2 separate regions of the Homo sapiens genome follow, and region 2 is linked to region 1. Evidence: read pairs that join two places in POLR2A ChIA-PET (ENCODE). Cell type or tissue: Caco-2. All regions are shown on one strand. Links, peaks and the distances in the headings refer to the core of each region. The heading gives the core; the rest is flanking DNA.

Region 1 (12,158 bases), core at 1,904-9,903:
TGAGGCGCACAGATCATTTGAGGTCAGGAGTTTGAGACCAGCTTGACCAACATGGTGAAACGCTGTCTTTACTAAAAATACAAAAAATTGCTGGGTATGGTAGTGCATGCCTGTAATCTCAGCTACTCGGGAGGCTGAGACAGGAGAATCACTTGAACCCGGGAGGTGGAGGTTGCAGTGAACCTAGATAGTGTCACTGCACTCCAGCAGTCTGGGTGACAGAGACAGACTCTGTCTCAAAAGACAAAACAAAACAAAACAAAGCAAAAAACAGATGCATAAAAGACATGTATTTCATACAAAGGAACAGAGATAGGATAATTGCAAATTTCTGATCAGAAACAATGCAAGTTAGAAGACAATAGAGCAACATTTTTAAAGTACTGAAAACAAAAGCAAAAAAGAAACTAGAATTCTAACCCAACACTCACATCAGACCATGTCTCATCTTTGCACAAAACTCCTCAGTGGTTTCCTATCTGAAAATCAGGCTCTCCAGGACACTGCCTCTGAGACAGAGATGATCGCACAGTAAGTTTATTGGGAAGTGCTCTGGTGATCAACCTCTGTGGAGGACTGAAGAAGGCAAGGTTGCATGGAAGGGGAAGTTGAGCTCTGATATAGTCTCAATAGAAGCCTCAGCTGTCCCTATTAATTTTGAAAATAGGATATCCCTTCAGAGCTGTCCCCAGTTGAAGCAAGGGGGTCAGGCCTTTATACTCATCAACTGGATGTGGGATGTCCCAGGAAGGGGGTATGATCTTGGATGAGGCAGCTCCCTTGGCCAAGGGCAATTCCCAGAGAACAGGTCAGCTGAAAGCAGTCAGCCTTCAACATCTCATATCTGGGAGAATAAGCACCTACATTCTGGAGGGAGATCTGAATGGCTCTCCACAGTATCCACTACAGTTCCAAAAACCAAATGGATAAAATCTAATCTTCTTAGCACTGCACACAAGGTCCTTCATGATCTTGCACACGCCCGCCCCAGCCTCATCTCATGCTGTCTTCTCAGCCTGGAAGTCTCTTTCATGCTCTGCCCTGGCCCCACTTGTCTGTTGGCAAACTTCTACTAATTCTACTAATTCCTCAAATTACAGTTGAATGTACCTCCTCCAAGAAGCCTTCCCTGACTACTCTTGCAGGCTCAATGATCCTTCCTCCCAATGTGGTGATTAGAACCATGGACTCCAGAGCCAGGGACTGAATTCCAGCTCTGCCACTTTCTAGCTGTGTAACCCAATGCATATTACTTAACCTGTCTGTATCTTAGTTTCCTCATCTATAAAACAAGGGATAACAATAGTACTCTTACTTCATAGGGTTGTCATCAGGATTAAAGCAATTAACATATGTAAAGTTAGAGTAGTATCTGGCAGAAGTAAATAACTGCTGCAATTGTTGTTGTTGTTGTTGTTATTATTGAGACAGAGTCTCGCTCTGTCATCCAGGCTGGCATGCAGTAGCATAATCACGGCTCACTGCAGTGTTGACCTCCTGGGCTCAAGAAATCCTCCCCCCTCAGCCTCCCGAGTAGCTGGGACTGCAGGTGCACACCACCACACCCAACTAATTTTTAAATTTTTTGTACAGATGAGGTCTCACTATGTTGCCCAGGCCGGTCTTGAACTCCCGGGCTCAAGCGATCCTGCTGCCTTGGTCCCCCAAAGTGTTGGGATTATAGGCATGAGCCATTGCACTTGGCCCATTGTTGTTGTTATTATTATTCAAGTTGCTCTGATGCATTTGTTGAAGGCATTAAGGAAGGAAAGAACTGGCTGGGCACAATGGCTCATGCCTGTAATCCCAGAAATTTGGGAGGCCAAGGTGGGCAGATGGCTTTGAGCTCAGGAATTCAAGACCAGCGTGGGGAACATGGTGAAACCCCGTCTCTACAAAAAATACAAAAATTAGCCGGGGATAGTGGCTCATGCCTGTAGTCTCAAATATTTGGGAGGCTGAGGCTGGAGACTCGCTTAAGTCCAGGAAGCAGAGGTTGCAATAAACTGAGACTGTGCCACTGCACTCCAGCCTGGGCAGCAGAGTGAGACCCTGTTTCAAAAAAAAAAAAAAAAAAAAAGAAGGAAGAAACTGAAAGAGACAGGCGGCATGCAGAATGTGTTGTTCAAGGAATGTTGGAATGTTGAGTTGTTGAGTAACCCAACATGTCAGAAGGGGAGTAATGGCCTAATGGGTCCATGTTGGGAAGATGTTTTGATGTTACAGTAAAGAGTGTCCATCTTATTTGGTAAGCAGTAAAAACCAATGGCAGAGTTTGTCCACAAATGAAAGAAAGGGCCAAAGAAAGAGAGACACAGATTGAGCCAAAAGATAAAGCATATAGGTGGTGAGGTGAGAATTGCACATGACGGGTGGTGGGTGCGAGTGTGGGATGGTCCCAGAAGTGGTGGGTGATGGGGACGTATGGGAGGATGGGTACAGGAGAGGGGGATGAGTTGAGAGGAAGGCGATATAAACATGTAGAGGATGGAGTGGGGAATCAGGCGAGACTGATGGGTCAGATGAGGAATTTTAGACATGCTAGGAGTGGGGAAGATAAAGGGTGATGGAGACAGGTGAGTTTTATGGGAACAGGTAAGGAGTGATGGGGCTGTGCTGGGAGATGGAGTCAAGCGGGTGGCAGAGAGCTGTAAGGAGAACCTGAGAGCTGGAGCGGGACAGCCAGAGAGTCCCAGGGCTGGAGGAGAGCGGAGCGGGGCCGTCGGAACGTGATGTCAGAGGAGGAGCCGTGATGTCAGAGCGGGCGGCGGGCGGTGATGTCAGGGCTGGTGCTGATGCTGGCGGCGCGGTGCATTGTGGGCAGCTCCCCGCTCTGCCGCTGCCGCCGCCGTCGCCCAAGGAGGATCGGGGCCGGGCCGGGCCGGGATGATCCGGGTCGGAAGGCCGCCGCCGCCGGAGGGAGCGGGTCACCCAACGCCGCACTGAGCCGCCCCCGCCCCGCCCCGGCCCCGGGGGATGCGCCGCCCCGAGCTGCTGCCTCCGCCGCCGCCGCAGCCGCAGCCGCAGCGGGCACAGAGCAGGTGAGGCGGGGCGGGGCGGGCCGGGGTCGGGGCGGGGGCTCCTTCGTGGGCTCAGGGGGCTCCGCCTGGCTCGCCTCCCAGCGCAGCCTTCTTGGGCTCCCCTCCGCGCTGCTGTCGCCGCCCGCTGGGCTGGGACGCTGGCCTACACCGCCTGGGCCGCGCCGAGGCCTGGAGCCGCTCCCTGTCCCCAGCACACAGACCTCCCTCCCCAACCCGTCCTCCGGGCACTTTGCTCCTCCCCACTCACCTCCGTCCCCTGTCCCCATGGCTTCACCCCTGGCTCTCCTGTCATCCCTGACGAATCATTCGGCTGTCTCCGTAACCTCCCTCCCTGTCCTCAGTCCCTCCATGCCTCCCACCTGCCTTCTTACCTACTTCCTCACCCCCTCAACTGTGCCCAGAGATCCCTCCCATGGTCCTATCTCTTCCTTGCCTGTCATCATTATCTCTCACGGGTCTCTATCCTACCCACCCCTCTCCTCTGATCCTGTCGCTCCTCATCCCTGCCATTCCCCTCTGCCTCCCTCCACACCTCTTTCACCTGTTCCCATCACCCCTCGCTAGTCTCCATCACCTCTCCTTACCTGGGCTCCCAGATTCTCACACACACCTGCTGACACCTTGCAGAGTTACACATCAACACTTGTATTCACAGGCCATGATGAGCTCCCACCAGTTCCACGTACCCCTGTGTACCATCACTGGCCCCACATGCTCCTATCTGCACTCTCTGACAGATATTCATACAAACTCCTGCATAAGCCCTCGCCTTCACCATGCGCCCATGTGCACATAGGGGTCTGAGGCGGCAGTAACGGGGCAGCCAAGTGTCCCATGTTTGTATCATCCAACCCAGTCTCAGCTGAGCATAGTCCTCAGACACAGAGAGAAGGAGGGTGGAGAGGGAGAAGCAGGTAACCCTCATTTATCTTCCTGGCTCCACTCTTCCTTCTCTTGCCTCATCTGTTTCTTTTTGGTTTGCTCATCTATAAAATGAGAGCAGGACACAAATTTTCCTTATCAACCTAACAGATCCACTGTCCCAGGACTGGAAAGCCCACCAGAGTTCACCCAGTTTAGCTTCTGAAGGCCCCCTCCCACCAGTTCAATTGCTTCTTCAGTCTTGTCCTCAACCTGTCTCCTCCACCTTTATTCTAGAACCCCCATCCCTACCTCTCCCTTCATCCTGCCACTGCCCTCACTGCCCTTCAAATTCCTGATGCCCCATATCCCACTTTGGCAGAAAGAGGGAAGTCCTGATGCTCTGAAGTTGTAAGGATTGGAGGAAACAGCTCAGCTTAGTCACTTGAAGAAAGAGAAAAGGAGTGGCAGCGTCCCTCCCCATGAAGATCCCTTCTCCATATGTCCACCATGGCCCATCATGAATTAGAAGGTGGTTTCCACACCTCCACGTCCCACCCTGTCCCCTATGGCAGGATGTCTAGATGCAAGAGCCCTGGGAAGTTATTTCATCCCAAGGAAAGGTGGGTTTATGTAGTTTCTACCCCATCTATACATCTCTTTAGCCACCTTCCTCCCCCGACCCGCAACCCCCAAACCCCAGCCTAAGTAACTTCCCTCTTTCTCTATTTGTGACTCTCCAGGGTCGTTGTGAGGGCACGGTAGTGTGCTTCTAAAAAGTGTGAGGGAAAGAGAAGAGGAAAATATCCTGGTTCCAAATCCTGTCCTGGGTTGGCAGAAATCTCAGAAAGTCATGTCTTCTGGCCCCTTGCCTACACACATGCATATCACACACAGACACAAAACACACACAAGAACACACAGATACAGAGATACATGTAGAAAAGCACACAGACACACAGAAAAGATAGACAAAGAAAGACACACAAAGAAACATACACACACAGAAGGATACATGCACAGATACACACACAGACATACACACACGCACACATGGGCATTTCTCCGGTAACATGTGCCTGTCTTTCCCAACCCCCGCCGTTGGGAAACTCTCCCTGATATCTAAATTCTACCTGTCCTAATTCGAGGAGAGATGTGTTCTTTCTTGTCGATTCCTAAGCAGACACAGAAAGGTGTGGTCAGAGGCTTTCTCACCCCATGCCCACCCAGACCTGCTGTTCTCTTTCACTTCTCCTGCCTCCTGCTAGGCCCCTTCCATTTTCCTGTCCTCCCCAGTTCAGCCCACTTCTGTCCCTCTGGAGTGGCCACAAGGTTGCTGTCTATCTGAAATCCATGTCTTGAGTCCATCACCTGTGTTCACCCCATCTCTTATATCCTGACCTCCCAACCCCATGGCTGTGTCAGTGGGTTCAGCTCACCCTGAGAAAGGTGTATGACTCTCAGCACATCCATCCCCCTCAGTTAACACCACCCTCAAGGGGCTTTAGTGCCTCCCCTCATTTTCTTGATTACCACATCTCCCAGGGCTGATTAGCAGGTCACTTTGGTGTGGGTGTCCCATGGGTCACCCCTTGGGTAGCAGGTCTTCCCTTTTCACTAAGCCTCTGTTGCACAGCTCCATGGACATTTTGTGGCACAGGGACTCCCCTAAGGGGGAGCCAAAGCCCAGGCCTCCCCTACAAGGGAAAGGGTCCCAGTCTGGTATGCCCCCTTGGTCAGCAAGTCTTCCTGGCATCAGTTAGAGTATGTCTCTCTCCCCTCGGCCTGTTCACTGTCATTTTCCTCTTCTTCATTGGTCAACATGTGTGTCCTGTTGCTGATTTTAAACATCTCTAGTTTGTAGTCTGTATCTCCCTTGCACTGGCCTTTATACAATCTTTCCCCTGGTAACTCCTGGAGCATCTGTCCAGTGGGGCCAGGAAGAATGCAGAGCAGGAGTGGAGCTCCTCTCCTCCATATCTGCCAGGTGGTCCTGGGTCCGCAGCCCGCCCTCACAGGCCCTCCTCACTCCCCTAGGTAGATGGCCCCCTCAGGGCAGGCCCGGCGGACACCCCTCCCTCTGGCTGGCGGATGCAGTGCCTAGCGGCCGCCCTTAAGGACGAAACCAACATGAGTGGGGGAGGGGAGCAGGCCGACATCCTGCCGGCCAACTACGTGGTCAAGGATCGCTGGAAGGTGGTGAGTGAGTGACCCGGCGGGACAGAGGGAGGGTAGCGGGGAGGGAGGCGAGGACCTGGAGACTTGTTAAAACCGGTGCCCTCCGCTCCCCTACCCTAAGAGGGAGGTGCCTCTAAGCTCATTTGCATACTGCTTGCATGTCATTATTTTTGCCAACACGTGTGGACAATAGCTTTCTCCCAGTGCCCTCTCTCGAGCCCCGCCCTCTCTCACCCCTCTTCCCGCTAGGTCACGTTGGTCAGGCCAAGCCCGGAACAACTCCTGGTTGGATGTCTGGGCAGGAGCTGCAGAGGCCAGTGTGGCGGAGGAGGAAGAGGGGTGGGGGAGGGAGCTTTTTCTCTGACGGACCTTGGAGAAGGGCAGTGGACGAGCATGTGTCCCTCCGCTTCCGCAGAGGACGGAAAGGCTTGGGTTTGGGGAAAGAGGCCCTGCAGGCTGCTCCCGCCGCACCCGCACTCCATCTTCTCCATCCAGCCTCCTCCCCTCGCCGGGTCCTGCGGCAGGTGCAGCACGGCGAGACTCCATCTCCCGGCGTGCCCTGCTCCTCCAGCCCGGGGCTTCGGGCTGCTCGGCCTGCTGGGAGTTGTAGTCTCAGCCTCCTCGGGAGCCGGGCCTGCCTCGGAGCGGGGGCGTGAGGGCTGGGGGAATGATAGTATTTGGGGAGCGAGACCTACTGTAAATCACCTCCCTTTTTCCGTCACTTAATAGCGCTCTGGTGTCCTCTTATTATTGTGGGGGCAGGATAATGTGGGGCAGACTGTGGGCGGCAGTGTGGGGAAACCCGTGTGTGAGCCTGTGGGACTGCACCGGAGTGGGGAGCCAGGGGGAGGGGAGGGAGAACAACAGAGGTCAGGTACACTCCTGACCTCTGAGTCGTGTGTGTGTGCGTGTGTGCTTGGCGCGTGTGCGCACCCGCGTGCTTTAGTGGGGAGGCTCAGTTCACGGGAGTGCGGGGTTGGAGAGGAGGGTGAGGCCCGGGTGCAGGCGGGTCTCCACGGCAACAGCCACCGGCCGTGCAAGTCCCCTAGAAACCTAGAAAGAGGCAACGGTGGCGACGTTTTCAGAGATGTCTCTGGGACTGGGGGTTGGGAGTGGAAGGGATGAAGAGGAGGAGACTTCTAGGGGTCCCCAAGGGATGAGGAAAGGGGCTGTTTATGTCCCAGAGGGGGACTTCCTGAGAGGGAGAGTACAGAAATCGGGGGAGGAAGAGCCAGGGCAGTAATAAAAGGAACGAGGGTCTGGCGAAGACAGGAGTGTTCCTCTGAAACCTCGGGGCCCCTGGCACCGGAGCTTAGTTTCTGGCGGATTGGAGGCAGAATGACATTTGCACTGAAGTGGTGAGGAAAAGACAGTTTTTACACACATGTTGAGTTTAGGCTGGAACTTTTTTGTGATTTCTGAGGGAAGGAGTAGAAGATGAGTGGGGAGCGAAATGGAGCAGGGAGCTGGGGGGAGGGCAAGCATGGCAACCTCTCCTCACCTCCGACCCCCACCCCTGGAGTGTTAGAGAGGGTGAGGGGCCACATGCTTCCCTTCAGCCTGTTCCAAGTGAGGATGGCACTGAGGTGGGAGGCAGAGCTCAAGAACCAAGGCAAACTGCCCATAGATCTTGGTGGCCAGAAGAAAAAGGGGGTCAGTGGCACTAGATGTGGCATTTAAAAATAAATACGTGGACCAGGCATGGTGGCCCATACCTGTAATCCCAGCACTTTGGGAGGTTGAGGTGGGAGGATCACTTGGGGTCACGAGTTCGAGACCAGGCTGGCCAACACGGTGAAACCTCATCTCTACTAAAAATACAAAAATTAGCCGGGTGTGGCAGTGGGCGCCTGTAATCCCAGCTACCTGGGAGGCTGAGGCAGGAGAATCACTTGAACCTGGAAGGCAGAGGTTGCAGTGAACTGAGATCATGCCATTGCACCCCAGCCTGGGCGACAGAGCAAGACTCCTCCTCTAAATAAATAAATAAATCCTCAATACTTGGCAGGCTGAGGCAGGAGGATCGCTTGAGCCCAGGAGTTCAAATCCAGCTTGGTCAACCTGTCTCTAAAAACATAAAATAATAACATCTTATTCATCTTGAGGGGTGCTTCTCAGAATCAGAATAGCAAACAATAATAGTAATAATGACTTAGTATTTGTTTTGAGCATTCACTGTTGCCAGGCATTGTGCAAAATGCCTCATGTGCATTATCTCAAGAACTTACCAAGTAGATTTGTATTCCCATTTATTAATCCCATTTCACAGGTGTGGAAACTGAGGAAATTGCTTAGCTAATTTGCCAAATTTCCATGACTAGTAGGTGTCATGGGCTGATTCTTGTCAGGTCTGTCTGACAAGAATCAGCCCATCCAAGAATCAGGACCACTGAGCTGAAGAAACCTTTGTGACCAATTCTAGTCCAACTCTATTCATTTCACAGAGGAGGAAGAGTGGAGGCTCAGAGAGTTTAAGAAACTCACCCCAGGTCACCCAGAGCTGGCCAAGAAACCAGGTCTCCTTCCTCCCAAGGACCAGTGCCGATCCTATTGTGTCATATTTCTCCTCTAGTTTAGGGAGGTCCTTCAGCAGGGGCTGAGATCATGTAAAATTTAGCAGGAGTGGAGAAAAGGGAGACTGAGAGAATATTCCTATTACTGGACTATGGGCAGGGCCACATTGTGACTTTCATGGGCCCCTTCCTCCATAAGAAAGTACTTAAAATTGTATTTTATGACTGCATTGGTATAAAGAGGAATATATTAATATTATATACTAGATTGTTCTCTTTGACCTAAAGGTTCATTTTTTTCCCCTGATGATTTTTTTTTTAATTTTATTTTTTTGAGACAGGGTCTCACTCTGTCGCCCAGGCTCGAGTGCAGTGATGAGATCTCGGCTCACTGCAACCTCTGCCTCCCAGATTCAAGCAATTCTTATGCCTCAGCCTCTTGAGTAGTTGGGATTACAGGCACCCGCCACCACACCTGGCTAATTTTTGTATTTTTAGTAGAGATGGGGTTTCACCATGTTGGCCAGGCTGATCTCAAACTCCCGACCTCAAGTCATCCACCCACCTCAGCCTCCCAAAGTACTGGGATTACAGGCGTGAGGCACCATGCCTGGCCTCCCTTATGATTTTAAAAGAAATTAAAACATTTTCATGGACCCCCTAAAGGTATCGGGGCCTAGTCACTGTGTCTCATGGATAAGTCAGCCCTAGCTGTGGTGCAAGGGAGAAGGGTTGTTGGTGGAGTGGGTGGTGAAGATACCCAGTTCCCTGTCTTATGGAGGTTCCATAATGGGTGGGGGGTGGGTGGGGAAGAAGGGGTGTAAAGAAGGAGAAATAGGTTCTGCTGGGAAATGAAGGTGGTAGAGAAATACCCTAGGGCACCCTGGGAAATTGGGAAGTAGGTGTCATAAATGTCTTGGCTGTCCCGAGCCTTCCTGACTTATCTCTAGCAATGATTTCGGAGCCTGGCAGATCTGGGCTTGAATCTCAGCACTCACACTTTTAATGTTGATGGGTCCACAGTTTCTGTAACATTATGGATTCTGCATTTGATTGCCTGGGTTTAAATGAAAACTGCCTGGCTTTGCTTTTTTTTTTTTTTTTTTTTTTTTTAAGACGGAGTTTCTCTCTTGTTGCCCAGGCTGGAGTGCAATGGCGTGATCTCAGCTCACTGCAGCCTCCGCCTCCCGGGTTCAAGTGATTCTCCTGCCTCAGCATCCCAGGTAGCTGGGATTACAGGTGCCCGCCACCACGCCCCACTAATGTTTTGTAGTTTTAAATAGAGACAGGGTTTCGCCATGTTGGCCAAGCTGGGCTCAAACTCCTGGCCTCAGGTGATCCACCCACTTCAGCCTCCCAAAGTGCTGAGATTACAGGCGGGAGCCACCGCGCCTGGACCTGGCTTTGCTATTAACTAGCAGTGTGATGTGGGGCAAGGTATTGCATTTCCCATGCCTCAGTTCTCCTTCTGTGCAAAATGGGGAATCACATGACCTTCCTCACCTGTGTTGCCAGGAGCCTTTGGGGATTAACTGAGATGACATTTGTGAGACCAAGATGCGGTTTTCCCCTCCCCTTTGCCCTTTCCTCTGTTCTCGCACAAGCAAACCTTAAAGGAATCTAGAAGATATTCGCATCTCCCCAGAGTTTAAAGTACCCCAGAGGCAGACATGCCGTTGTTTCCAGTTAGTCTGAGTCTGTCCCCTCCTGGCTCTGAGATCCTGCCTTTAAATTTCATCTCTAAGAGAAAGGAATTCTGGTTTCTCACTGTTCTTCCTCCTTCCTCTTTCCCTGTCTCCTTCCCAGACACAAGCACCTTGAAGTTCCCACCCAGCATTCTGCTTCTTTTCCATATCTTCCCTTCCTGCTCCTGTCTCTTTCTGGAGTGAGTTCAATGGTAACCTGGGAACTCCCAGCCCTCCAGCTCCGCCTGGTCTTCCTCCCTCCATCCCGCAGTGTCAATCACCACTAAACAATCACAAGTCATCTGGGTACTGAACAGACGTTCGGGGCGGGTTCAGAGATGCAGGAGGCTGAGCGGCCAGAGTCTGCTGGTTGATCAGAGTCGCAAGCCAGCAGGACAGAATGAGGGTTTGGGAAGGTGCACAGAGCGGACAGGCCCCCAGTGAGGCAGCTCCCCGAGGGGGTGAGCATCAAGCTCTCCATCCTTCTTTCTTTTTCTTTTTTCAGTGGACCTCCTCTGAGATCATGTACATCTTTCTAAAACCAAACCAGTCTCAGCTTGGAACTCGGCACCGTCTCCCTGCTCCCCATGCCTGCCAGCAAAGCCCTCACCCTCCAGGACCCCCGGGCCTCTGAGCTGAAATGATTTTGAGCCCCTCCCCAGAACTCAGCTTTGCTTGGCTCCCTGCCAGCTCTTCCTTCACTTTATTGCGGTTCTCCTCCCCGCCTTTCTCACGCCTGCTTTGGGAGGCTGGAGGGGGGAGACGAGAGGGTCAGACCGCTGCTCCATTCCCTCCAGGCGCCGGTCCCACCACGCTCTCACAGTGCCCCCTGCCCTGGAGAGGAGGCTCATCCTGGTTGTGGGCATCTGAACAGGGACCTAGGGAGTGATGTGACGTGAACTTCGGCAGTGAGCATGGGCCGCGAACATCCTTTGCTGAATCCCCTTTTGCCCACATACTCTCTCCTTCTTGTGACTCTTGGGTGGTTGCCAATCCCAGGAAGTGCCGGCTTCCCCAGGGGATCAATCCGCCCTGAGACTGGGAGGTCTGGCAATTGGTTTTCCTTCTGGATAGGGGTCGCTCAGTCTACACAGGGGATGGGGGAACATGATATTTGTTGTCCTTCTAGAGAAGAAAAGGTCAAGGGCGGCCCAGTGTCTCCTCAGAATCCTACATTAGGCTTTCTCCATGTCTATACGGGGTCACAGGTCTTTTACCCTTTCCTGACATCTGGCTCTGTGTGTGTGTGTGTGTGTGTGTGTGTGTGTGTGTGTGTGTGTATGGTTGCTCAGGAGCTGAGCTGTCTGTCCCAGGGCACTAGGAGAGGAGGTGGGGTGCTGATGGGGTGGGGCAAAGAAGAGAGACATGAGGTTCGCCCCTTCAAAGATACCCCCTTCTGGCCGGGCACAGTGGCTCATGCCTGTAATCCCAGCACTTTGGGAGGCCGAGGCAGCTGGATCACCTGAGGTCAGGAGTTTGAGACCAGCCTGGCCAACATGGTGAAACCCTGTCTCTACTAAAAATACAAAAAATTAGGAGGGCATGGTGGTGTGCACCTGTAGTCCCAGCTACTCAGGAGAGTGAGACGTTTGTTTGAACACGGAAGGCGGAGGTTGCAGTGAGCCGAGATTGCACCACTGCACTCCAGCCTGGGCGACAAAGTGAGACTCCATCTCAAAAAAAAAAAAAGATACCCCCCTTCCCCACCAATGAAGGATGCAACCAAGCAGCAGGTGGGATGAGGAGCTGTTCAGCCTGATCCCTGAGCACCCCCTATCCCCTCATCTTCATAGCTGAAAAAGATCGGGGGCGGGGGCTTTGGTGAGATCTACGAGGCCATGGACCTGCTGACCAGGGAGAATGTGGCCCTCAAGGTGGAG
Region 2 (12,158 bases), core at 1,778-9,777, 77 kb after region 1:
TAGGGATATTGAGTAGGCTACATTTTGTGATTCAGTGGCATCAACTAGACTAATTCAGAATCAAGACTGCAGGAAAGGACACCCTAAACCTTTGCCATGAGTGCCTTCAACCTATGTTTGCGAAGAAATCAATAACATCTTTAAACGATGGTTTTTCATGCAAAGATGGATTTGGCTTTTCAAGTATTCACTTAGAAATGTGTATTTCATCTGAAAATATATAAAAATAACTACCTACAAATAATTTGCAGCATGAAAAATGTATCCATATGCTGGAAACTGAGGAGGAATAGAAAGAAGTGAAACTTGGTAGTCAGCTTGCTTATAAATCTGATAGATGGTGGCAATGCTCCGTGGAGTTGGCGTAAAGTCCTAGTAACTTCCTCATCTTCATGCTAAGGTCTGGAGGGTAATTTTTAAATAATATACAAAAATAGTCCTTACAGGTCATGAGACTATGTTAATGCTATGTTAATGAGGCTAAAACAGTTTAATCTTGTGATTCATACAAATGCAAATGCTTACCTTTCCATAGAGGAGTCTTTCATTTCCTCTATGAAGCTCAAGGTCACAGAATCAGGAGTCAAATTCCACCCTCTTCCCAAATCCAAAATGATTGGGCTTTTCCTCTTCTTCTCCTGGGCTTTTGGAACAGGCAGAGCTATAAAGCGCTTATTTGTAATTTCTACCCTCCTATTACCAAAAAAGAAGGCAGCATCTTAGTGGAGACAAGAAACTGAACACTGATCTTTTGATAAAAGCCATAAAGAGAAAGTCTACAAAGAAGGCACTGAACCTTTGTAGCTTTATATTTTTATTTTCTACTTTGAAGCATTTCCTTTGAAGAACCTCATCTCTCCCTATTCCATGTTAATTCAAATTTGTCTATGTGGTTTAATAAGGCAGACCCTGCCTTCTTATGATGAGCTTGTAACCTGGACCTGGTCCGAGTACTTCACCCATCTGACCATAGTAATTGTTCAGGTATAGAAATGTGGCTCAAATCAGACTAATCATCATCCTCCCTAAGACTGGTATTATAAGAAAGGATATACTCTCAATTTCTAGATAGAAGCCTATAAGGACCAGACAGCTTGAAACTGAAGGGGGTATCTTGCCTCTGAGTAGAGAGACTTCTGAAAATAAGGCCAAGCAGAGCAGAAGGACTGGGGAAGAGAGAATCCAGATGACATCTCTGACCTTCTGGATGTGGCTCTCAGTTTCCTGGTTACCAACCCATAAGTCACCACTCCGATCGTCTTTCTTAAGTTTATTTGCATTAGGTTTCTTTTTTTCTTCTTCTTAACCACTAGACAATATAGAAAGTATTAGGTTTCTGACACAACCCCAAGGGTCCTAATTAACAAAACACGTATCTTTATACAATATAAATGTTTCTTGCACATAAGAATATATTGAGGCTGGGTGTGGTGGCTCACACCTGTAATCTCAGCACTTTGGGAGGCCAAAGCGGGTGGATCACCTGAGGTCAGGAGTTTGAGACCAGCCTAGCCAACATGGCGAAACCCTGTCTCTACTAAAAAAAAATAAATAAACGGGCATGATGGCAGGCACCTGTAATCCCAGCTACTTGGGAGGTCGAGGCAGGAGAATCACTTGAACCTGGGAGGTGGAAGTTGCAGTGAGCCAAGATCGCACCATTGCACTCTAGCCTGGGCGACAGAGCAAGACTCCATCACAAAAAAAAAAAAAAAAAAAAAAAAAAAGAATTATATCTGGCAAGTGCTGTGGCTCATGCCTATAATCCCAGATTTTGGAAAGCCAAGGTGGGTGGATTGCTTGAGCCCAGGAGTTCAAGACCAGTCTAGGCAACATGGTGAAACCCTGTCTCCACAAAAAACAAAAATTAGCCAGGTGTGGTGGCACACACCTGTAGTCCCAGCTACTTAGGAGCTGAGGTAGGAGGATTGCTTGAGCCCAGGAGATTGAGGCTGCAGTGAGCTGTGATCATGCCACTGCACTCCAGCTTGGGCAACAGAACAAGACCCTGCCTCAAAACAAAACAAGAATTATATCATCTTGTGTAAAGTTATGATATTGTAGGTAGTTTTACATACGTATTTGCTTAATGCATGATTTAAAAGATAACATGGTGGGAAAAAAAAGGGCTGGAAAATAAAGGCTGGAAAAAAATGTACTGGAAAATTGAGGAAAAAGCAAGTTCAATTATGAACATAATTATGAACAAGTTCAATTATGAACTAGTTCATAATTATGTTAAAACTTAATCCCCAATGCAATAATATTTAGAGATAGGGCCTTTAGGAGGTGGTTAGACTATGAGGGCAGAGGCCTCATGAATGTGATTAGTGCCTTTATAAAAGAGGCCAGGGAACCTGTTTGCCCTTTCTGCCATGTGAGGTTACTGTGAAAAGACTTTCATCTATGAGGAAGAAGGTTCTCACCAGACACCAAATCTGTAAGCACCTTGATCTTGGACTTCCCAGCCTTTGGAACTGTGAGCAGTAAATTTCTGTTGTTTTTAAATTACCCAATCTAAGCTATTTTGTCAGAGTAAGCTGAATGGATTAAAACATCAATTAAATGACAGAAATTGGCAGAATGGATAAGAAAAAACATGATCCAACTATATGCTGTATATAAGAGATTCATTTTATTTTACTTTATTCTTCTTAAAATTTTGTTTACAGCTCCTTTCTTACCTGAAGGAGACTCATTTTAGATCCAAAGATAAACATAGGTTGAAAAGAATGAAAAAAGATATTCCGTGGAAATAGTAATCAAAAGAGAGCTGAGATAGATATACTAACACCAGATAAAACAGACTTTCAGTAAAAAAAATTGTTAAAAGAGGCTGAATGTAGTGGCTCATGCCTGTAATCCCAGCACTTTGGGAAGCTGAGGAAGGAGGATCACTTGACGCCAGGAGTTCAAGACCAGCCTAGGCAACACAGTGAGACCCCCATTTCTACAAAATAATTTTAAAATAATTAGCTGGGCGCCATGGCATGAGCCTACAGTCCCAGTTACTTGGAGGCTGAAGTGGGAGGATTGCTTGAGTCCAGGAGCTCAAGGATGCAGTGAGCTATGATCCTGCCATTGCACTCATGCCTACCCAAGCAACAGAGCAAGACCCTGTTTCTTAAAAAAATAAATAAATAAATAAAATAAAATAAAAAAAGTTGTTACAAGAGACAAAGAAAGTCATTATATATTGATAAAAGGGTCAAATGATCAAGAAGAAATATAGCAGCTATAAACATACATGCATCAGACAACAGAAGCCCAACATATATGTAGCAAGTACTGACAAAACTGAAGGGAGAGAAATATGGTTGTCCTTCTGTATATGCAGGGGATTGGTTCCAGGACCCCTGTTGGATAACAAACTCTGCAAGTACTCAAATCCCTTATATGAAGTGGTGTACTATTTGCATATAACCTATGTACATCCTCCTATATACTTTAAATAATCTCTAGATTACTTATAATACCTAATAAAATATAAATGCTATGTAAACAGTTGGTATACTACAATTGTTTTTATTTGTATTTTTTAATTGTTGTATTATTATTTTTTATTTTAACTTTTTCAAATATTTTTGATTCATGATTGGTTGAATCTGTGGATGTGGAATCCATGGTTATGGAGAGCTGATCATAGACAGTTCTACAATAATAGTTGGAGACTCCAGTACGACACTTCAATAGTAAATAGAACATCTAGACAGAAGTTTGATAAGAAAACAGAAGACTTTAACAACACTAAACCAAGTAGACCTAACAGACATATAAAACACTTTACCCAACAATAGCAGAATGTGCATTCTTTTCAAGTGTATGAAACATTCTCCAGGACAGATCATGTGTTAGGTCATAAAGCAAGTGTGGCTACAAAATAATACATTAGAAAAATACCTAAATCATACAAGTATCTTCACCAACCACAATGCAATGAAGCTAGAAATCAGTAACAAGGAAAACTGATAAGTTCATAAGCATATAGAAATTAAACAACACGTTCTTTTTTTTTTTTTTTTGAACAGTGTCTTGCTCTGTCACCCAGGCTGGAGTGTGGTAGCATAACCATAGCTCACTGCACCCTGAACTCCTGGGATCAAGTGATCCTCCCACCTCAGCCTCCTGAGTAGCTAGGACTACAGGCTCAAGCCACCACAGCCAGCTAACTTTTTATTTTTATTTTTTGGTAGAGGTGAAGTTTTGCTTTGTTGCCTGAAATGATCTCAAACTCCTGACCTCAAGCAATCCTCCCACCGCAGCCTCCCAAAATGCTGGGATTACACTGTAAACCATTACAAGCATGAGCCACTACACCTGGATAAACAATACGTTCCTAAAACAATCAATGAGTCAAAGAACTCATAAAAGAAGGTATAAAACACTTTGAGATGAATAAAAACAAAACCACAACACTTCAAAACTTATGGGACGCTGTTAAAAATGTGCCAAGAGAAATTATAGCTGTAAACACTTACTTTATTAAAAGATTTCCAATCTGACCAGGTGCAGTGACTCACGCCTGTAATCCCAGCACTTTGGGAGGCCAAGGCGGGCGGATCCACCTGAGGGCAGGAGTTCGAGACCAGCCTGGTCAACATGGTAAAACCCCATCTCTACTAAAAATACAAAAATTAGCCAGGCGTGGTGGCACATGCCTGTAATCCCAGCTACTTGGGAGGCTGAGGCATGAGAATCACTTGAACCCAGGAGGTGGAAGTTGCAGTGAACTGAGATCATGCCTCTGCACTTCAGCCAGGGTGACAGAGTAAGACTCTGTCTCAAAAAAAAAAAAAAAAAAAAAAAAAAAAAAGATCTCCAATCAACAACCAAATATTACACCTTGAGGAACTGAAAAGAGAAATGTAAATTAAATGAGAAGCTAGCAGGAGGAAGGACACAGAAACAATTAGAGCAGAGATAAAGGAAATAAAGAATAGAAAAACAATAGAGGCCAGGCGCAGTGGCTCACGCCTGTAATCCCAACACTTTGGGAGGCTGAGACGGGCAGATCACCTGAGGTCAGAAGTTCAAGACCAGCCTGGCCAAAATGGTGAAACCCTGTCTCTACTAAAATATAAAAAAGAAGCCAGGTGTGGTGGCCTGCACCTGTAATCCCAGCTATTCAGGAGGCTGAGGCAGGAGAATTGCTTGAACCTGGGAGGCAGAGGTTGTCGTGAGCTGAGATCACGCCACTGCACTCCAGCCTGGGCAACAGGGCAAGACTATCTCTCAAAAAAAAAAAAAAAAAAAAAAGGAAAAGAAAATCAATCAATGTAATATACCACATTAATAAAAGAAAAAACTCCACATATGATCATCTCAATTGACACAGAAAAAATATTTGATAAAATCCAACACCCTTTCATAATAAAAATTCTCAAGACACTAGGAATAGAAGGGAACTCCTTCAACATGATAAAGGGCATCTATGAAAAACCTACAGCTAACTTCATACTCAGACTAAAGTTTTCCCCTTATGATCAGCAGTAAGACAAGGATGCTACTTTCACCACTGCTACTTAACATTGTATTGAAGTTCTAGCTGGAGCAATTAGGCAAGAAAAAGAAAAACTATCTCTATTGTAAGATGACATGATTTTATGCATATAAAAATCCCAGGGTGGGTGTGGTGGCTCACTCCTGTAATCCCAGCACTTGGGGAGGCTGAGGCAGGAGAACTGCTCTAGCCCAGGAGTTTGAGACCAGCCTGAGCAGTATAAATTTTAAAAATTAGCCAGGTATGGTGGTGTACATCTGTGGTCCCAGCTGCTTGGGGGACTGAGGTGGGAAGATTGCTTGAGCCTAGGCTGAGGGTGTAGTGAGCCATGATCACACCACTGTACTCCATTCTGGGTGACAGAACAAGACTCTGTCTCAAATAAGTAAATAGATAAATAAGTAAAATATAATAAAAAATAAAAATTTCCAAAGAATCTATACACACACAAAATCTACTAGAACAAGTAAATGAATTCAGCAAAGTTTCAGGGTACAAGATCAACACATGAAAATCAGTTGGGTTTCTATACACCTGCAATGAATACTTTGAGAGGAAATTAAGAAACCAATTACAATAGCATATAAAATAATAAAATACTTAGTATTAGATTTAGCCATGGAGGTGAAAGACATACACAAAAACTACAAAATACTGCTGAAAGTGATTAAAGACGACCTAAATAAATGAAAAAGTATCCCATGTGTAGGGATCAGAATACTTGATATCAAGATGATAATATTCAAAGCAATCTACAGATTCAATGCATTCCCTATCACAATTTCAAGATTTTTTTGCAGAAATGGAAAAGCTGATCCTCAAATTCACATGAAATTGCAACAGGGCCCAAAGAGCTAAAACAATCTTGAAAAAGAACAAGGTTGGTGGACTCCTTCTTCTCAATTTCAAAACATACTACAAAGCTACAGTAAGCAAAACAGTGTGGGACTGGCATAAGGAAACACATATAAATCAATGGAGTAGAATGATGAGTTCAGAAATAAACCCATACATCTATGGCCAACTGATTTTCACTAAGGGTGCCATGATTCTTAATGGGCGAATAAACAGTCTTTTCATAAACGGTGCTGGGACAACCAGATATTCACGTGCAACAAATGGAGTTGGATCCCTCACACCATACATAAAAATTACTCAAAATGGAACAACAACCTAAACATAAGAGCTAAAACTGTAAAACTCTTAGAAGAATACAAAAGGGTAAATCTTTAAGACCTTCGATTTGGCAATCAAAGGATATCATGAAACTGAAAAGACAACCTAGAGAATAGTTGTAAGTCATATATCTGATAAAAACCAGTATGCAGAATATATAAAGAATCCTTACAATTCTACAACAGAAAGACAAACATTCCAATTTTAAAATAGGTAAAGGACTTGAATAAATATTTCTGCAAAGAAGATATAAAAACGGCCAATAAGGCCGGGCACAGTGGCTCACCCCTGTAATCCCAGCACTTTGGGAGGCCAAGGCGGCCGGATCACTTGAGGTCAGGAGTTCAAGACCAGTCTGGCCAAAATGGCAAAACCCCATCTCTACTAAAAATACAAGTATTAGCTGGGCATGGTGGCCCACGCCTGTAATCCCAGCTACTACAGAGGCTGAGGCAGGAGAATCACTTGAACCCAGGAGGCGAAGGCTGCAGTGAGCTGACACTGTGTCACTGCACTCCAGTCTGGGTTAGAGAGTGAGATTCTGTCTCAATTAAAAAAAAAATGGCCAGTAAGTACATGAAAAGATGCTCACTGCTGGGAGCAGTGGCTCACACCTGTAATCACAGTACTTTGGGAGGCCAAATAGAAGGATTGCTTGAGCCCAGGAGTTTAAGACCAGCCTAGGCAACATAGCAAGACCCCGTTCTCTACAAAAAATAAAAAATTAGCTGAGTGTGGTAGTGTGTGCCTTTGGCCCCAACTACGCAGGAGGCTAAGGTGGGAGGATCACTGGAGCCCAGAAGGTTGATGCTGCAGTGAACCGTGTTCCCACCACTGCATGCCAGCCAGGGCAACAAAGCAAGACCCTGTCTCAAAAACAACAACAAAAGAGATGCTCAGTATCGCTGTCATAAGGAAAATGTAAATTGAAACCACGATGAGATACTAGGATGGTTATATTTTAAAAAAGGGGAATAACAAGTGTTATGGAGAAATTGTACAATGCTGTAGGGATGTAAAATGATTCAAGTGCTATGGAAAACTGGCAGTTCCTCAAAAAATTAAACATAGAATAGCCGTATGACCCAGCAATTTTACTTCTAGTAAATACCTGAAAGAATAAAAAAACAGGTACTCAAATACTTATGCAGGAAATGTTCATAGCAGCATTATTCGAAATAGCCAAAGGTGGAAACAACTCAAATGTCCATCAGCAAATGAATGGATAAACAGATTGTGATATATACATATAATGGAGTATTATTCAGCTATGAAAAGGAATAAAACACTGATACATACTACAACATGGATGAATCTCAAAAACATTATGCTAAGTGAAAAAATAGTAACACAAAAATACAGATGAAAGGTCACACATTGTATGATTTTATTTATATGAAATGTCCAGAATAGATAAATCAATATAGAAAGAAAACAGATTGGTGATTGCCAGGGGCTGCAGGTAGGTGGGAATGGGGACTAACTGCTTAAGGGAAATAGTGTTTTATTTTGGGTGATGAAAATTTCACATATTTTATAATGTAAATTTCACCTCGATTTTTTTTTAAAAAGTACCAGAGATTGTTATAACAGTCAGATTACTGGTTACATTTTGGGGAAGTGGTAACTGGAAGATAACATGAGAGGAGCTTCCAGGGTGTTGGTCATATTTTATTTTTTGATTTGGGTGTTGGTTACCTAGGTCTGTTCACTTTGTGAAATTGTTAAGCTTAACACTTGTAATGTGTTTTGTTTTTTGTTTTTGAGATAGGGTTTTACTATCATCCAGGCCAGAGTGCAGTGGTGCAATCATGGCTCACTGTAGCCTCTACCTCGTGGCCTCAAGCGATCCTCCCACCTCAGCCTCCTGAGCAGCTGGGACTAAAAGCACCCGCTCCCATGCCCAGCTAATTTTTCTATTTTTTGTAGAGACAGGGTCTTGTTATTTCACCCAGGCTGGTCTTGAACTCCTGGACACAAGTGATCCTCCCGCATGTTGATCCTATCCAACATGGATAGGAGATTCATCCATGTTGGCCTCCTAAAGTGCTAGGATTACAGGCATGAGCCACTGTGCCCAGCCTGTTTTTAAAATATGAACATTGTACTTTAATATAAAAGTTTACTTAGAAAAAAGTTAAGGCCGGGTGCGGTGGCTCACGCCTGTAATCCCAGCACTTTGGGAGGCTGAGGTGGGCAGATCACAAGGTCAGGAAATCAAGACCATCCTGGCTAACACGGTGAAACCCCATCTCTACTAAAAATACAAAAAATTAGCCATGAGTGCTGGCGGGCGCCTGTGGTCCCAGCTACTCAGGAGGCTGAGGCAGGAGAATGGCCTGAACCTGGGAGGTGGAGCTTGCAGTGAGCCGAGATTGCGCCACTGCACTCCAGCCTGGGCAACAGAGGGACAGAGCGAGACTCCGTCTCAAAGAAAAAAAAAAGAAAAAAGTTAAATGGGGCCGGGCATGGTAGCTCACCCTGTAATCCCAGCACTTTGGGAGGCCGAGGCGCATGGATCACCTGATGTCAGGAGTTCGACACCAGCCTGGCCAACATGGTGAAACCCCATCACTACTAAAAATACGAAAATTAGCTGGGCATGGTGGCGGGCGCCTGAAATCTCAGCTACTCGGGAGGCTGAGGCAGGAGAATTGCTGGAACCCAGGAAGCAGAAGTTGCAGTGAGCTGAGATCGTGCCATTGCACTCCAGCCTGGGCAACAACAGCTAGACTCCATCTCAAAAAAAAAAAAAAAAGAAAAAAGTTAAACGGTTACCATATGACTATATATTCCTAGTTGTGCACCCTAGGGAACTAAAAACGTATATTTACACAAAAACTTGTACATGAATGTTCACAGATTATTCATAATAGGCAAAATATGAAAATAGCCCAAATGTCCAACAATTAGTAGACAAAACATGGTATATCCATACAGTGGAATAACTAGCCATAAAATACAATGATACATGGTATAACATGGATGAACTTTGACAACATTATGCTAAGTGAAAGAAGCCAGACACAAAAGAAATTTATTGTATGATTCCATTTATATTAAATGCTCAAAATAGGCAAATCCATAGAGACAGAAAGGAGACTGGTGATTGCCAGTGGCTTGGGAGTAGGGGTGACTGGGAGTATCTGCTAATGGGTATATGTTTTTTTTTAGAGGATGATGGAAATGTTCTGGAATTAGATAGTGGTGATAGTTGTACAACACTGAAGATACGAAAAATCACAGGACTATACACTTAAAAATGGTGAATTTGGCCAGGCACAGTGGCTCACGCCTCTAATCATATCACTTTGGGAGGCTAAGGTGGAAGGATCACTTGAGCCCAGGAAGTGGAGGTTGCTGTGTGCCATGATTGCAGGACTGTACTACTCCAGCCTGGACGACAGAGTGAAACCCTGTCTCAAAAAAATAAAGGTGAATTTTATGTTTTGTGAAATTCAACATATTAACTGTAATTCAATAAAAAAGATCTTACATATTTCATCATTCATAATACATGTGAATTCATATAAAATAAAAGAAGTCCAAAGGGGTCTAGAGGTATGGCAGACGTTCTCTTTCCCCTGTCTATATTTCCTTTACAATCGGCCACCATCGAAAAGTTGAGGAAGCCTAGAGCTCTCAGGAGCAGTCCTTTGAGCTTGTGTAGGGGCACTCAGAATGGTCCAGCATTTGACATACCATCATAGGCTTTCCTACAATATAGCCTCTAACAAAACCAGGCTGTCCCAAACCCCTGGTAATATAATTGTTTACCTTTATACCAAGAAGGTTGGGAAAGCACCAAATTCTGCATGTGGTGTGTGCCCAGGCAGACTTCAAGGGGTTTGTACTGTGAGACCTAAAGTTCTTATGAGATTGTGGAAAACAAAAAAAACATGTCAGCAGGGCCTATGGTGGTTCCATGTGTGTTAAATGTGTTCATGACAAGATCAAGCGTGCTTTCCTTATTGAAGAGCAGAAAATTGTTGTAAAAGTATTGAAGAGTCAGAAAGCTAAATAAAAATGAAGCTTTTTGAATAATAATAACAGAAAAAAGAAGTCCGAAAGGAAAAACAGTATTCTAAAAAATGTTCCCTTTCCCTCACCTATCCCCCAGATCAGTACAGCTCAGACACCATTGGAGAACTGAGGTCTAAGCAGCAAAGCAGGTGATGGAGGTAGGGCTGTGAGTCATAGTTTGTATGAAAGCTTGTGACCAACATCTTTGACTGTCCCTGAACAGAGGAATGTGACAGTTGATAAGAAACAGATCTTGGGCTGGAACAAAGGAGAGAAAGTGGTGGTGACCAACGTGTTGGCAGCCCTGGCACCAGGTTGCTTTCCATTGCTTCATCCACCAGGTCATGCCTCAGGAATAAGTAATCCTTAACTAATATATCAGCAGCATGAGGCCCTGAGGTACTTTTTGCCCTTGATTGACTTCTTATTCCACTGATGGCTTTGCTTAATATCATGAATATTCCCGAAAGTTACTAAAACCATAGATGTATTTGGGCAGTAAACTAGACCTCCAGGACTCTAAAAATGCCTGGACTTACAAATCAAAAACAAAACCAGCCTGGCGTGGTGCTCACGCCTGTAATCCAAGCACTTTGGGAGGCCGAGGGGGGCGGATCGCTTGAGGTCAGGAGTTCATGACCAGCTTGGCCAGCGTGGTGAAACCCTGTCTCTACTAAAAATACAAAAATTAGCCAGGCATGGTGGCACACGCCTGTAATCCCAGCTACTTGGGAGGCTGAGGCAGGAGAATCGTTTGAACCCAGGAGGCAGAGGTTGCAGTGAGCTGAGATCGCGCCACTGCACTCCAGCCTGGGCAACAGAGTGAAACTCTGTCTCAAAAAAAAACCCAAAAGCAAAACAAAACAAAAAAACAAAACCAGCCTAATAGTTTTCAGGATAAATCTGGAATTGACACAGCTTAGATTTAAATAAATCTCAGAGTTTACAGGATTTAAAGGTCAGCTAAATTTTACTAGGTTCTGGTTCTCATTCCCACTGTGTTTCTGAGCCCATAGCCCCAAAGTACAAAGAGGAATAAAAGTACCTATTAGCATTTTTTGGCCAGGCGCAGTGGCTCACGCCTGTAACCTCAGCACCTAGTGAGGCTAAGGCGGGTGGATCACTTGAAGTCAGGAGTTTGAGACCAGCCTGGCTAACATGGTGAAACCCCATCTCTACTAAAAATAAAAAAATTAGCCAGGCATGGTGGCACACGCCTGTAATTCCAGCTACTCGGGAGGCTGAGGCACGAGAATTGTTTGTACCCGGAAGGTGGAGGTTATAGTGAGCTGAGATCGCGCCATTCCACTCCAGCCTGGCCGAAAGAGTAAGACTCTGTCCCCCCTCCAAAAAAAAAGGTACCCACTAGCATTTTTTCCTTTTTTCTTTTTCTTTCTTTCTTTTTTTTTTTTTTTTGAGACAGAGTTTCGCTCTTGTCACCCAGGCTGGAGTGGAATGG

What was found. ChIA-PET counts read pairs that join two places held together with the same protein. Peaks named below come from ENCODE experiments on the same cell type or tissue, not always from the same donor. Only the 100,000 strongest peaks of a DNase experiment are listed, where the experiment ranks them.
Region 2: POLR2A ChIA-PET joins it to region 1 with 10 read pairs; 4 of 35 experiments call an interaction of 5 or more read pairs at or near these places.

The regions. Positions count from the first base shown.
Region 1 is chr6:43,240,668-43,252,825 of GRCh38, forward strand. It overlaps TTBK1 (tau tubulin kinase 1), which reads left to right and starts at 2,814. Exons shown (of 15, transcript NM_032538.3): 1 at 2,814-3,041; 2 at 5,940-6,101; 3 at 12,072-12,158. The coding sequence starts at 5,994. In Caco-2, for the core only: no CTCF peak of the experiment used is centred there; a DNase peak (open chromatin) is centred at 6,644; H3K4me3 peaks cover 707 bases.
Region 2 is chr6:43,317,777-43,329,934 of GRCh38, forward strand. It overlaps the pseudogene RPL34P14. Among named protein-coding and RNA genes, the nearest start is that of CRIP3, 15 kb to the left of the region's middle. RefSeq lists a silencer at 10,735-11,029. In Caco-2, for the core only: no CTCF peak of the experiment used is centred there; no DNase peak of the experiment used is centred there.